Regions from separate parts of the Homo sapiens genome. Here all the other regions are linked to region 1. The links are chromatin contacts, found by Hi-C or POLR2A ChIA-PET in ENCODE. All regions are on one chromosome and are shown on one strand. Each heading gives the region's core, a stretch centred on a gene start or an enhancer-like site at or near the end of the contact. The rest is flanking DNA. Distances are from core to core; before and after follow the strand shown. Region 1 overlaps JMJD1C (jumonji domain containing 1C). Region 2 holds the start of CCDC6 (coiled-coil domain containing 6). Region 3 has its middle 6.5 kb from the start of TRS-TGA1-1. Region 4 overlaps CCDC6 (coiled-coil domain containing 6).

The links. A loop is a pair of places that touch in the nucleus more often than their neighbours do. ChIA-PET counts read pairs that join two places held with the same protein, here RNA polymerase II (POLR2A). Pooled maps may share reads with other maps.
Region 2: a map of naive thymus-derived CD4-positive, alpha-beta T cell shows a loop between it and region 1 (10-fold over the local background). The contact joins the promoter of CCDC6 here to the enhancer-like site in region 1. A Hi-C loop is called at or near these places in 2 of 168 maps with a recorded cell type or tissue (both naive thymus-derived CD4-positive, alpha-beta T cell) and 10 of 50 pooled maps. POLR2A ChIA-PET finds 5 or more read pairs at or near these places in 1 of 52 experiments (activated CD4-positive, alpha-beta T cell).
Region 3: a loop to region 1 is called in a map of B cell, with 11 times the contacts of the local background. The contact joins two enhancer-like sites. A Hi-C loop is called at or near these places in 1 of 168 maps with a recorded cell type or tissue (B cell), 2 of 37 single-sample maps with no recorded cell type and 11 of 50 pooled maps. POLR2A ChIA-PET finds 5 or more read pairs at or near these places in 2 of 52 experiments (CD8-positive, alpha-beta memory T cell and Panc1).
Region 4: a loop to region 1 is called in a pooled map, with 12 times the contacts of the local background. The contact joins two enhancer-like sites. A Hi-C loop is called at or near these places in 2 of 37 single-sample maps with no recorded cell type and 5 of 50 pooled maps.

Annotation. Positions count from the first base shown.
Region 1 is chr10:63,263,394-63,266,989 of GRCh38, reverse strand. It overlaps JMJD1C (jumonji domain containing 1C), which reads left to right. Exons shown (of 26, transcript NM_032776.3): 3 at 2,226-2,339. Among named protein-coding and RNA genes, the nearest start is that of MIR1296, 110 kb to the left of the region's middle. Within about 2 kb of position 1,714, at least 24 of the 41 ENCODE cell types and tissues checked have a DNase peak (open chromatin) inside an H3K27ac peak, as active enhancers do; they include B cell, where a contact is called at or near this core.
Region 2 is chr10:59,904,565-59,907,955 of GRCh38, reverse strand. CCDC6 (coiled-coil domain containing 6) reads left to right here and starts at 1,400. Exons shown (of 9, transcript NM_005436.5): 1 at 1,400-1,834. The coding sequence starts at 1,532. RefSeq lists silencers at 811-1,105, 1,288-1,627, 1,658-1,937 and an enhancer at 2,458-2,687.
Region 3 is chr10:67,769,214-67,772,865 of GRCh38, reverse strand. No RefSeq gene overlaps it. Among named protein-coding and RNA genes, the nearest start is that of TRS-TGA1-1, 6.5 kb to the right of the region's middle. RefSeq lists enhancers at 1,434-1,593, 1,774-1,963. Within about 2 kb of position 2,110, at least 3 of the 41 ENCODE cell types and tissues checked have a DNase peak (open chromatin) inside an H3K27ac peak, as active enhancers do; they include B cell, where a contact is called at or near this core.
Region 4 is chr10:59,879,858-59,883,140 of GRCh38, reverse strand. All of the region lies in intron 1 of CCDC6 (coiled-coil domain containing 6), which reads left to right. Among named protein-coding and RNA genes, the nearest start is that of CCDC6, 25 kb to the left of the region's middle. RefSeq lists enhancers at 1,678-1,827, 2,058-2,107. Within about 2 kb of position 1,305, at least 2 of the 41 ENCODE cell types and tissues checked have a DNase peak (open chromatin) inside an H3K27ac peak, as active enhancers do.

The sequences.
Region 1 (3,596 bases), core at 465-2,964:
TAGCTTAGAAATCCTTTTTTCAAATTAACTTAGAATAATTTAAATCATTGGTCGGCTTGTTGAAATTTACCCTTAGAACTCTGGCCTACCTTGAAAAGGAGAGCTCTCTTCAGAAGAATGTTTTTCATATTATAAAATGACTAGGTCTCATAGGAAATGCAAGCCACCTGTATTATTTGCGTAAGAAAGAGGCACTCCAGAAGGAGAACTTTACTTCTTTTTCAAATCCTACTTAATTGAATTGTATCTTTAGCCACTTAGATAATACCTTTTGTGGACCTTTTTGTTAACCTTCATGAGTTGACCTGATATGGTACTGTTTGAAAAGAAATAGATCATTTGATAATGTTCAAGGATTAAAAGTCCTCTTGAGAAGATGCCAGTGTTTTCTAGTTTACTTAAAAACTAAACTGACAGAGATATAATATGAAAAAACATTTTTTACAGTAGGGATCAGCCGAATATCCCTGTTTATGTTACATATTTCATGTCAATTGGTCACGTAGTGGTGGACACTTTTAAAGCCTAAATACAATAAATGCTCTTGAATTTCTTACAAACTTTTTGTCACTTAAGTAAAATAATAAATAGGATTTTATGAAATCCTATAGGATTTTATGTAATTGAAAAGTGTTAAATGATAACAGTAGAAGGAAATAGCTAAATAATGTGAGGATTTTCTATTTTGAAAATGTGATTTCTCACCCAAATAATAGTAATTTTGATAAATAATAGAGTGCTTAAAAGGTTAGCCTAGGATATGGGAGAGAGGATATTACTGTGACTAGATTTTCTGATCTTAAATATCGAAAATAAGTGAGAATATAAGAGAGTTTTTCCTGTTTTTTAATTAAGAAAATATTATTTGTAACTTCATGATGTAGATAGCATAGAAATAAGACTTGCTTAAATTTAATATTAAATTTTTAACTTTGAAACATTGTTACAGATTGCAGTGAGTCAACCTGAAATTCCTCTTAGGAATTTCTTAAATATAGAAATTAACTCCTTAAAAGCCACTCCAAACCAAACATCTTGAAGTTTTTCCCTGGAGTATGTTTATTGTTATTAACAAAATGTTATATATTTTTTAAGACAGAATAAGAGAAAGGGGAAACACAATGATTTTGAAATGCCTGGTAATTTGTACTGTCTATGCCAAAATCTTTGTTTTGTGTGGAAATATTAACACAAATTACCCTGTAGCTAGAAAGATTTCTCCATGTGATATAGGTAACTTAGAAATTGAGTTGATTATTAATTCTGTTTTCCGAACTTTTTTCCAGTTAAAAAATTTTTTTATAGTAAAGCAGCTGTGTTTTTAAAATGGTGGAATTTTGTTTTCATTTTCAAGTTTTTAGAACAGTACCATGAATATAAGACACTTGTATTTTATTTAATCTTCATCTACTTTGAAAGTGAGTGTGATAGTCATAAAGAAATTTATACATTGTATCCCTGTTTCCTTCCTCTTCCTACCCTGGCTCTGTCCCTGTCATCCCCACCCAAGATACGAGTTAAATCTCATATGTTAAAGGTATCTTCTTAAAGGAATCAAATGACCTTGGATTGACTTTTTTTAAAAGAAGTAGTGGAGATTTGGACTTGACTGCAAAGTAGAGTTTTGTGTAGTACTTCTTACCGGACTCTCTCTACTCCCTTCCTCCATGCTTCTCTCACCGAAGCTGCGGGATTTTTATCTGTGCTTGGTGCAGGGGCGGGGGTGGGAGTGCAAGGGGTGGAGTTAAAAGACCAGATACTTCCTGATCATTTAAAATCCTGCTTAATGTGAATGAGCTAGACAAAAAGTGTACATTGAAATAATAACTACTCTCTTTAATAAGAAATAATACAGTTAAAAAAAAAAGGTGGGGGTAAATAGCTCTACAACCCAGTTTACTGTTTCAAAAGCAATTTCTCTTTTTAAGCAGACATTTTTACACACATGCATATTTTATTACATCCCTTTTTAAAAGTAAACAGTTGGGACTTAGTATACTCAAATATGCCCATATCACATGTAGATCTAGTTTGTTTCTTTTAAATAAACACAGATACCTTATGGTGTAGATAAAAGCATTAGTTTATAATATGAAAATTAATATTAGGTACCCTAAGACTCTGTAGTGATAATGACATTGATACATTGTATTGGTGTGTGTTCCTTCATAATTTCAGGATACTACCCAGAAAATTATCATTAGAAATTTTTTTTTTCTTGGCAGACTTTCAAACCTCTGGTTGAAAGAAATATACCCAGTTCAGTCACTGCAGTAGAATTCCTTGTAGATAAGCAACTGGATTTTTTAACTGAAGATAGTGCCTTTCAGCCCTACCAGGTAAGAAATTTTAGATTACTTTTTAAAATTAAAGGTTAATTAAACTTTATTGATATTCAGACATTCTTTAAACAATATTCTTTAAATATCATTTCATCTAACTTCTAGTTGTGTGAAAAACCCAATGAATGCAGTCAGTTGATTTTGCTTATAGGATAAACGATTTATTAATTCAATTAACAATATATACTGAGAACCTACTATGAGCCAGGCAGTGTTCTGTTGCAAGGAATACAGAAGTAAACAAAATAAAGTATCTGACATTCTAAATAATCATTATTAGAAAATAATTGGTTAAATATTAGTATAAATTGTCTTCAATGCTAAACGTTAAGAATTGGGTAAATTAATATAATTAAATGAGATTAGTGTTTATGTATACCTATCAGTTTAGCATAATAGTTCTTTTTTTAAAGGGGAAATTTTTTTAGATTGTCAGTAATTGAATGATTTTATATATAAATTTCAGTTCTCCATTATTGCAATTTAAATACAAATACATTTAATTAGGAAAACATTTTCCAGTTGACTATTAGCTTTTAATTATGTGAAGAAACTCATCAAAAGTATTAAGCTAAATATTTTTTAAGATTGTTGAAATTACCAGTTAATTTTTTCAGGTATAAGTAAAGCTCACAGAATTGTGTGTGTGTGTGTGTGTGTGTGTGTGTGTGTGTGTGTGTGTGTGTGTATGTGTATTTTTTTTTTTTTTTTTTTCCGTGATGGAGTCTCACTCTTTCACCCAGGCTGGAATGCAGTGGCACGTTCTTGGTTCACTGCAACTTCCGCCTCCTGGGTTCAAGCAATGCTCCTGCCTCAGCCTCCAGAGCAGCTGGGATGACAGGCACACACCACCACGCCCAGCTAATTTTTGTATTTTTAATAGAGATGGGGTTTCACAATGTTGGCCAGACTGGTCTCGAACTCCTGACCTCAAGTGGTCTGCCCGCCTCGGCCTCCCAAAGTGCTGGGATTACAGGCGTGAGCCACCACACCTGGCCTTCATTTGTATATTTAGAGTTTAGGTTGAATTAAATGGATATATTATAGATTTCTTTTTACTCAGATGTTTTAAAATAATACAGTAATTGCATGGAAAGAAAGGATGAGTGAACCAGTTTAAATTTTTTCTAATGGAGTAAAAAGTTAATACTATTTTATTTCAGACTTGTTACTGTTTTTCAAAAATAAAATGTAGAGCTATTATTTCCATGGAGAGAACAAGAGCTTGTGTTAATGAGCAGTTATTTGTTGTGC
Region 2 (3,391 bases), core at 151-2,650, 3.4 Mb after region 1:
AATCATGAGATCAAATTTAGGTTTAAAGATAATGAGGGAGTGGGAATAAGAATCATTCTTCTTTCTTCCTAACACTTTAGAAATCTTTCAGAAAGTTCAACCCAACAGAAAAAAAAATTACACTTTTTTTTCTATTTTCTATTACCATGTGTTTGTTGTAATGTTAACTAAGCGTGGGTAATAAAACTAGTCTGGTCAGTTTCACTTTCCAATTTTTATACATAAGTGAAAGCTGTTTTGTGTCAACAGGGCAAAGTGTTTAGAATCATCTCACCTGCTGGGCCAATTTCCTGCAAGCCTTTCTTTGGGAAGAGGAAGGGGGAATAAAAGTTTTTGATTTTTAATTTCTTAAACTGCAAAGCTAGAACCATGAATTAGACCGCATTACAGTAATTACTGTTTTATTTTTACATGCTAAAGTTTTCTAGGAGTGAGCAAGAGGATAGCAAAGACGGGTGATGTTGCACTCCCACTCAATCATTACTATTTGTATAGCATAATGTTATGTCCGCAGTTACTTTGGAAAATTGGCACTTAAAGAGGTGTTTCAATCTTCTACTAAAAGTGTTTCGCCTTCCTTTTTTTTTTTCTTCATTAGGTAAATGTTACTGTCTTAATCCTACTACGAGACATGTGCTGGAAATGTTTGCAAAATGCAAAGAGAAAAAGAAAAAAACAGTTGCACCTTGTTTAAACAATTGAGCGCAGTGTGGTTTATGAGGTTATTAAAGGAGATGTGTGTCTCTCCTGCAAATTCTTACTTAACAAGGTTAACCTGTGGCTGCTGTTGTTTCATCCTCCTCGGCCTCTTGTAGAGGAACTTTGTTCTCTTAGGTTTATCCAAGCCTTCCTAGTCAAAAACACCTTGCTTTTGAGAATATAAAACTGCGTGTATGTGTGAAACAGATAGAGGGAGACACGCGCACACACAGTCGGCGGAAGATGGGGCCACAACACGGTAGAGGATGGGTGCCGGAGCCCGGCTGACCTTTCCACGTGTCCCCGGCACCTGCGAGGCTGGTGGGGCATCAGGTTTCCTTTTTCTCGGGGCGGGCGCGAGCCCGGAAGAGGCTGGGCGGCCGTGGGCTTAGATCAGGGGGCTCGGAGGCCCTCCCTTGGAACACGTGTGGCTGGCGAGCTGGTGGTGCGGGGGCAGTCCTTGGCTTTCCCGCACCCGCAGTGCCTGCGCGTTCCCAGCCCGCCCGTGGTCACCAGACGGCGGCGGGCGGGTCCCGGAGCTTTCAGCCAGCTTTGCTGGGCGGCCTAGGGAGCGCGCCCAGCCCGGCTGGAGCGAGCCCCAGTGCAATACTGCCCAAGCCCGGGCGGGGTCTCTGTTCTCTGGCAGAGGAGGTCCCTTGGCAGCGGGAAGCGCCCTCTCTTTCTCTCGCCGCCGCTCCGAGTCTGCGCCCTGGTGCCAGGCGCTCAGCTCGGCGCTCCCCTGTGCTCGCCCGGCGCCCACTCATTCGCAGCCCGGCCTTCGTCGCCGCCGCCTCCCTGCTGCTCCTCCTCCTTTCCCCAGCCCGCCGCGGCCATGGCGGACAGCGCCAGCGAGAGCGACACGGACGGGGCGGGGGGCAACAGCAGCAGCTCGGCCGCCATGCAGTCGTCCTGCTCGTCGACCTCGGGCGGCGGCGGTGGCGGCGGGGGAGGCGGCGGCGGTGGGAAGTCGGGGGGCATTGTCATCTCGCCGTTCCGCCTGGAGGAGCTCACCAACCGCCTGGCCTCGCTGCAGCAAGAGAACAAGGTGCTGAAGATAGAGCTGGAGACCTACAAACTGAAGTGCAAGGCACTGCAGGAGGAGAACCGCGACCTGCGCAAAGCCAGCGTGACCATCGTGAGTGCCCCCCGGGGACGCGCCGCAGCGCCGACCTCCGCCCGCCCCGGGAGGGGCTGCACCCGAATCCAGCCACCCCCCAAGTCTTCCCCAGATTCCCGGGGACCCTCTGAGAGCACACTCCCTGCGGGGACCTGCTGGCTTCCGGGAGGAGAGGGAGGTATCCCTTCGGGGCCACGCGGGTCTGTCCTCCTCGGGGGTCTGAGGACCCTTGCGCGGTGCGGGGGAAGGCTACTGTGGCAACCATTCATGGTCCCTTTTAGCCTCTGGAGAGGAGGCCCCTCCGGGGCTGGGCTGGAGGCTGGCGGCGTGGCTGGGGGGCGGGGTAGGACTTTTTTCAGCCCTAGCATGTTTGAGGGGTGCGTCCAGAATCTGGGGAACCCCAGTCCTGGAAGAGGGAGGAAGCTGGGATCTCTTACTGGGTCCTGGCTCGGAGTGTGGGGGTTCGCAGCTGGACTGGGCACTAAGCTGGCATCTGGACTGCGCTAGCTGGATCGCCCGGGGAGGGGGCGGGAGAGAGTGGCCGGGAATCCGGGAAGTGGAGTTTTCTGGCCGGGATCGAGAGGGAAGGGCGGGTACGGCGCTAATGCTCCCACCTCTGTTGGAAGCTCTTTGCTTTGGGTTGGGAGGGTGGACGGTTTACAGCGAGGAGAGTGCAGCATCCACGCCTGGACAGGGCTGGGGCCGAAACCAGGGGAAGGGTAGTGACTGTGACTCCCTGGCTGAGCCAGAGGTACGTGTGTTTGCTTCATTCGTGGAGTGGTTAGAAGTATCTTGCTTCTGAGTCTAGATACTGGAGAACAGGCCATCTGTTCTGTTTCTACCTGTCCCCTGGAGGCTGCCCAGAAACGGGTAAGCTTGGGTCTGTAGGTCTCTCTCCTGGTGTGGCAGGCGTTTAGAAAGGCCCCTATAGCAGTGATGAGGCGAAACGTAACTAGAAAAAGTACACTGTGTACTCTCACCTATCATCCCTGCCAGCTCACCACATCATTAACATGAAGGATCCCCACACAGACAACTGTATTCAAATCAAAAGTTCCCCAGCCAGAAGCAGAGAAGATGATGTCAAGAAATCAAGGGGGATAAATGGCCATAGCTGCTGCAAAATAGCGGATTAGGCTGAACTTTGAAATGAAGAAAAAGGGATGAATTTGGGGATAGAGGGTCACACCTTGGAAATGGAGCAAGTTTAGGATGCCCCTTGTGCCAGGAAATGCCTTCGGTGGAGGAGGCTGTGTATATGTGTGCGCACGCGTGTGTACACCCCCAGTGCTGGCTCATACATGAGAACTAGATGGCATTCTTAATTTGTGTAGAAAGCAAGTTGCAAGTTAAGTGTGATCAGTAGCCTAAATAGCAGTTGATTGTAAAAAGAAACTTTTCATGCTCAAATCCAATTTTGGAGAATGGAATTGGAGCAACTTTCATGTGAGATGGTAAAGTTCTTGAAGTGCCCTTTTGGTAGGAAGGTGGGGGGCGGGGAATTTGCAGAGGCAGCCACTTCCAAGCCTCCTATGCAGCTTTCTTCGCTGACAGAGATGTCTTTGCTGAGTGGGG
Region 3 (3,652 bases), core at 861-3,360, 4.5 Mb before region 1:
CCTTCAAATTCTTCCTATTCCTTCAAATTACTTCACAAATAAACTTGCAAACCTGGTTTCAGGTTACATCTTAACATGCTCAAGGGCTGAAAAGCTTTGTTTACAACAGCAGATACAGTACTAACTACAGAGAAAGGAGAAACTAGGTAAGCATTTCCAGGACCTGCACCCCATCTGCTGTCAAGTGGAGCAGACAATCCCAGTGTACATGAGAGGATTCTGGAAGGATTTGGGCCATTCTGATGTACTGAGATAAAATGATCTTAAAAAACATTCATGTCCTTTCTTGGTATCTTTGTGTTAATGGAAATAATGAGATTTCTTGGATGTGTATAAACCAGGAAGAACTAGTGAAACGTCAACCAGCCTCTTGACAGTGTCCCACTTAATGATATCTTCACAGTGATAACCTGGGAAGAACTTTTTTTATTATAGTGAGGAGAGTCCTCTAGAGCAGAAATAAACTATAGCCACAGGCCAAATCCAGCCCACTGTTTTTGTAAATAAAGTTTTATTGGAACACAGTCACACTCATTTGTTTACAGATTATCTATGGCTGCTTTTGTGATACACAGGCAGAGTTGAGTAGTTGCAACAGAAACCATATGGCCTGCAACACCTAAAATATTTACTGGCTGACCTGTAGAAAAAGTTGCTAACTAATCCCTGCACTAGAGGTGGGTACCAAAATTAAGTGCAGCATTTCTGTGCTCCAACATCCTAAGCACAGGTTATTTCAAAACACTAGCATTCTGTCTCCAATGATGGAGACAGATGTCTTTACATCTGGAAGACAAGTAGCTTTCAGAGGGATACTGTGTATATTCATCTCTTGGAATGACTTGTGGTGTCAGATAAAATGTGTCTAAAGTTCGTGTGCTGAACAATTTTTTTTTTTTGAGACTGAGTCTTGCTCTGTTGCCCAGGCTGGAGTGCAGTGGCACAATCTTGGCTCACTACAACCTCCACTGCCCAGGTTTAAGAGATTCTCTGGCTTCAGCTTCCGAGTAGCTGGGATTATAGGCATGCGACACCATGTCCAGATAGTTTTTGTGTTTTTAGTAGAGACGGGGTTTCACCGTGTTGGCCAGGCTGGTCTCAAACTCCTGACCTCAAGTGATCTGCCTGCCTTGGCCTCCCAAACTGCTGGGATTACAGGTGGAACCCACTGCGCCTGGCCTGAACAAATGTTTTGATAATTGTGTCTCAAATGAATATGTTTGGGAGGGAAATATATTCCCCAAGAGTCTTTGTAGACCTATGTTATGTAGGAGGTTTTATTAGAATAAAAATTAAAAGAACAAAGGGGGCTCTGAGATCCCTGGGGTGGGGACCAGGAGATTTATGAGTCCAGCAGACAGGAGCTGTGCCCCACCTCAGCCCCTGAGTGAGAAGCTTGTCAGCTCTAGCCTCTTCTCCACCCCGACCTCAAGCAGCAGAAAGCATCACAAGCATAAAGCCCACAGGCCACGTCCTCTGTCACTGGATTCTTCTAAATAGTCTGAGATATGAATGGAGAACTGGCCTTGCTCATGCATGCCTCCCTTGGCAGCCCAGCACCAGACAAAGCAGCTGAGGTAAGACTAAGTCCATCACAACCACTCTCTGGGCTGTGAGAGCCTGTCTCAGGACCCAGGATCCGAGGCAAGGGAAGGGAATGGATATTTTAAGAGCATGTGTGTGAGATGGTGGGAAGGAAACAGAAATAATTCATTTCCTGGGGCTTCTAGTCTATGAGCCTGGGTGAGCTTGACTGACCAACTTCATGCAGATTGGGAAAGAAACTAGTCATTGGAACAAGAGCTGAAAGCTCTATGTTTTCTTCATCAGTGCTTCAGATAGAACAGGATATCTGTTTTACCTGAAAATTCCAGTGTCAGAGCCTCTGTCTCTCTCACCCCTGCAGGAGCTAAGACTTAGGTATTATTACTAGTTGTTTGCACTCTAGTATGTAGAAAGAGCCTGAGACCAGATGTTTTTGGGGACATGGGCATATTGGGAAACAAGACTCCAGAAATGGGCATTCCCTCCAGAGGGGACTTGAAATGCAAGCTTTACACAGGTTGTAGGCCAGCCCTATCTCTCACTTCCTTTTTCTACTGCCTCACTACACAACAATGCCTCCATTAATGAAACCTCTGAGGATGAAACTCCTTTACAATGAACATGTTGAGTTAAAACAGAACAACAGCTTCATAAATCATGCTAAACAGTGGTGCAATATATCAAATGGTTGAGCTGCAATATTCCTGCAGATCTATGCACTCAGGGCACAAATCTCTTCAGGCACAGTTTTGATTCATCCCCAAAGCTGCAGGAAAACAGTTTACCCTCTGCTTCCCACCCCTTCAGGTGTTCTGAGACCTCTTGCTTTCTGATCCTCACAATCACAAAATTCACTCAACAATATTACTTATTGAAGGCCCATTAAATAGCAGATAAGGGGATTTTGTGGTTTTACACACACGTGTACACACACACAGAGACATTAAGCAAATATTTCACACTAAAATATCACAAAGCATGATGTGTTGTGAAGAAAAAGAGTAAAATGGTATGAAATTACATAAGAAGGAGGACTGATCAGTTTGATGGGGAGGGAGACATTGGAACATGTACAGAATTCCTAAGGTGGGAAAGAGTTTGGTCTTTTCAAGGAACTAAAAGAAAAGAAAGTACATTTGGCTAGAGAATGACAGGGAGAGGCCCGGTAATTATGCCATGCAGGATCATGGAGAGCTATGGGGTCATGCTAGTGATTCTAGTCTTTATTGTAAAAGCACATGGAAATCCCCAGAAGAGTTCTCAGGAGGAAGGTTATAAGACCAAATGTGCATTTTAAAAGAAAAATTTATTTTATGGAGAACAGATTGGAGGGGAGGAAGAGTGGATTGGAGGAGATAATTAAGAGGCCGAGAAGTAGTTGAGATGAGAGGTAGTGTTGATTTGGACTGGGTGGTGGTAGTAAATATGGAACAAAGTTGATTCTCAGCATATTTAGGGGCAAACTCAATGGCACTTGGGTTGAATAGGAAATGGGTTAAGGAATAGGGAAATATCAGGATCATTCCAAGTGGGTGTATCCTGCTCCATGGCTGGAAATGCCACAAACTGGAATGGATTTGGGACCTGGATTTAGAAGGGAAGGATAATTGTAAATTTAGCATTTCTACAGATTAACTGATTACAATTTGCAAAAAATTCACTTCAGTCTATTTATGTTTAAAACCTTTGAACACTGATCAGAAAGTTGCAGGACCTAATTTCTACTAAAGGAAGTAGGTAGAAAAACATTTGGGAGAAGGGGACCTTGATATTATAACTTCCTCTGCCTTCGAAGAGGGGTCTGATTGCCAGGCATGTTGAGGCACAGGGACAAGGCTGAATTGCTGTGTAACATAAAAGAATGAAAAAGCTGGGGTCTTGAGAGAAAATCCTCAAGACAGTGCATCATGTGAGGTTGGGTCAGAAAAAGCTGGCTCGAGGGGATGCACAGGAGGGTTGGTAGTGGATAAGAGAACTCTGGAGAAGAGAAATGTGGAAAGAGGAGTTGAAATGGTTTCCTCTGAGAAGAGGAGTGCACTGCAGAACCTCTTCCACATCCACCCCCACCCCTTCCATGGATTTTTCTTTGCTCATCATGGAGAGAGCT
Region 4 (3,283 bases), core at 56-2,555, 3.4 Mb after region 1:
TGGGCAATGGACCCAGTTGATAGGACCCTTCCAAGTCCCTGGGACTCACTGTGTTTCGGGGGTACGAATATATCATTTTTTTCTTTTTCCTACTGAATTAAACCTTTTTTTTTCAGTTAAAGTCGATCAATACGGTAAACACCCTTACACCCCTCACCTAATTTTACTAATTTTTTTTTTTGAGGCAGAGTCTTGCTCTGTCGCCCAGGCTGGAGTGCAGTGGCGCGATCTCTGCTCACTGCAACCTCCGCCTCCCGGGTTCAAGCGATTCTCCTGCCTCAGCCTGCTGAGTAGCTGGGATTACAGGTGCGCGCCACCACGCCCGGCTAATTTTTTGTGTTTTTACTAGAGGCGGGGTTTCACTGTGTTACCCAGAATGGTCTCGATCTCCTAACCTCATAATCCGCCTGCCTCGGCCTCCCAAACTGTTGGGATTACAGGCGTGAGCCACTGCTCCTGGCCAGTTTCACTAATGTTTAAGGTTACCACTTCCATGTCACCACTTCTCCCTGGCTTTCCTTCTCCCGCCGGCTTTCCTTTCCTTCTCCCCGCGGCTTTCCTTTCCTTCTCCCCGCGGCTTTCCTTTCCTTCTCCCCGCGGCTTTCCTTTCCTTCTCCCCCTGGCTTTCCTTTCCTTCTCCCCCCGGCTTTCCTTTCCTTCTCCCCCTGGCTTTCCTTTCCTTCTCCCGCCGGCTTTCCTTTCCTTCTCCCCCTGGCTTTCCTTTCCTTCTCCCCCTGGCTTTCCTTTCCTTCTCCCCGCGGCTTTCCTTTCCTTCTCCCCGCGGCTTTCCTTTCCTTCTCCCGCCGGCTTTCCTTTCCTTCTCCCCCCGGCTTTCCTTTCCATTCTCCCGCCGAGCATTACCTTTCCATTCATCCCCCCGGCTTTACCTTTCCTTACTACCCCGGACTTTCCTTTCCTTACTCCCCGCGGCTTTACCTTTCCTTCTCCCCCCGGCATTTCATATTCCTTCATCCCGCCGGCTTTCCTTTCCTTCTCCCCGCGGCTTTCCTTTCCTTCTCCCCCCGGCTTTCCTTTCCTTCTCCCCCCGGCTTTCCTTTCCTTCTCCCCGCGGCTTTCCTTTCCTTCTCCCCCTGGCTTTCCTTTCCTTCTCCCCGCGGCTTTCCTTTCCTTCTCCCCAGCTTTCCTTCTCCCTCCCTCTCCTTCCCTCTCTGTTTCTGTTCCCTTTTGCCCAACCATCTGAAAGCAGGTTTTGGATACAAGAGCACTTCATTCCTAAGTATTCGTAAGTATTCAGTGTGCCCCTCCCAGGGACAGGAACGTGGAGTGAGGATATTTTTGAGGTTACGTCTACCCTATCACACATTGTCCCCTTCATGGGGACTCTCACAAGAAAATTGTTTTCTTTGGTCTTAATACCAAGTAGAGCTCCTCAGTTTTGGGGCAACAAAAACTGCTTAGGCAGCCAGGATGTTCAGCGAAGTTTTCAAAATGCATACTACCTGTTGATCAGCATGTGTGTAATTTCAACTTTTGGCTTCATTTGAATATTGGACTTTTTTTCTCCTCTGGCCATCCATGCCTCCTCTCCCTTTAAAATCTTACACATTTATGCAAGAACCCCCCAGTGAATTTTAGAATGAATTCATGTATTAAAAATTAGCCCAAAATGAATCTGAAATTTTAGTAGGCCCTCAGCTGATCCCTAAGAGAGGAAAGGGGCATAATTGTCTCACCTCGTTATGCCCCTTCTGGGACACCAAGATAAAGAAGGTGGAATTTCCCCCATGTGAAGCCCCAACAGTTTCTTTTTTTCTTATGAATGTGCTGCCGGGATGTTCATCTTAAAACCATTCTGAAGTCTTACAGGACACATCACACTCTGGCTCACACCCACTTCTCGGGGATTGCCCTGGACCTCTCATTCTCTGGGCTGGGGTGACTGTCAGTATCAGGGGCCCAGGAACAGTGGTGAGTGGTAGGAAGTGGTGACATCTGTGATAATACAGTGAAAACAGTAGACAAGATATTGGTTGAAGATGGCTATTATGGTGGAAGATGTGGATTTAGTCAGAAGGCACATGGCTGAGGAGACTGTTGGGACCTGCTGGGCGGGGCTGAAGGGCTTTGGTTGGGGAAGGAGGAGATAAAGGGAGTGCAGCAGGGGGTCGGGCAGACAACGCTCTGCTCTGCCAGATTATAGAAAGGTAGTCATCTCTGATCATGTCAGAACTGATCGTTCCTTCCTGAGTTGCACAGAGGTGGCACTGGGCAGAGACTGGATAGCAGGACATCAGTGGTTTGAACCACCATCCTCTGTGCACCAGGCTAAATACAAGCAGTAACTCACATAACTCTCAAAAGGAGCCTGTGAGTATAAGAGTTATCCTCATTTACAGATGGAAGATGTGTCTCAGAGAGGTTAAGGAACTGGCCTAAATAGTGGACATATGCCACTTTCAGAGCCTCAGTTAAGTGGAGGCTGCTCTGTGACATGCTACCACTTTATCTTTTCCTTTTAAAAACTTTTTTTGGAGTATAACTTATACACATATGGTAAGTGTACATTTTGATTCATTTTCACAGATTGAAGGCACATGTGTAACTTGCACCCAGATCACGAAACAGAATATTACTAATACCTGGACTCCACTGTGCCCCCTTCCGGCCATTATCCCTCCAAGGGTAGCCACTATGTGGAGTTTGAACTCTGCTTAACTGGAATTAGACAGTGTGTACTTTTTAAGTGTTTAATGTCTTTCTCCCAGCATTATGTCTGTGGGATTTATCTATATTGTTGGTCTCTTCCCGTCTGAGATTGGGTCTTAGAACCTAGAGTGTCCAGAAAAACCATTTGTTACTATAGGGCAAAACCATTTGTTACTATAGGGCTGTAAAGTCCCCTGAGTGTACAGTTGGTATTTTCAGAACTTGTAAAATTGGAAAATGTGGTCCTCTCGGTGTCATCGTGGTCTGCCATGCTTTGAGCATTAGAAGAAAAAGCTACCTGGTTTTCAGAGTTCTTGGTATAGAGGATTCTCTGTATATTAAGAAGGAAATGTCTTCGGTATTTTTTAAAGAATGGATTAAAAATATTGATGCACTCAGAGCCTCTGCCAGAGACATTTTCTCTTATAGATGTAGCATGCTTCTATGCAATAGCTAGGATCCTGAAAAGTTTATTTGCAGATGAAGTTAAATTCGGTTTTATCAAAATGTAAATGTATGAGGGAGCCTGATGGTGAAAGAAAAGGGAAATTGGTAAAATGATGAATCATTTGTGCCCTCAAAGACCTCTAGGCACATATTGAACAAGCTTGGGTTT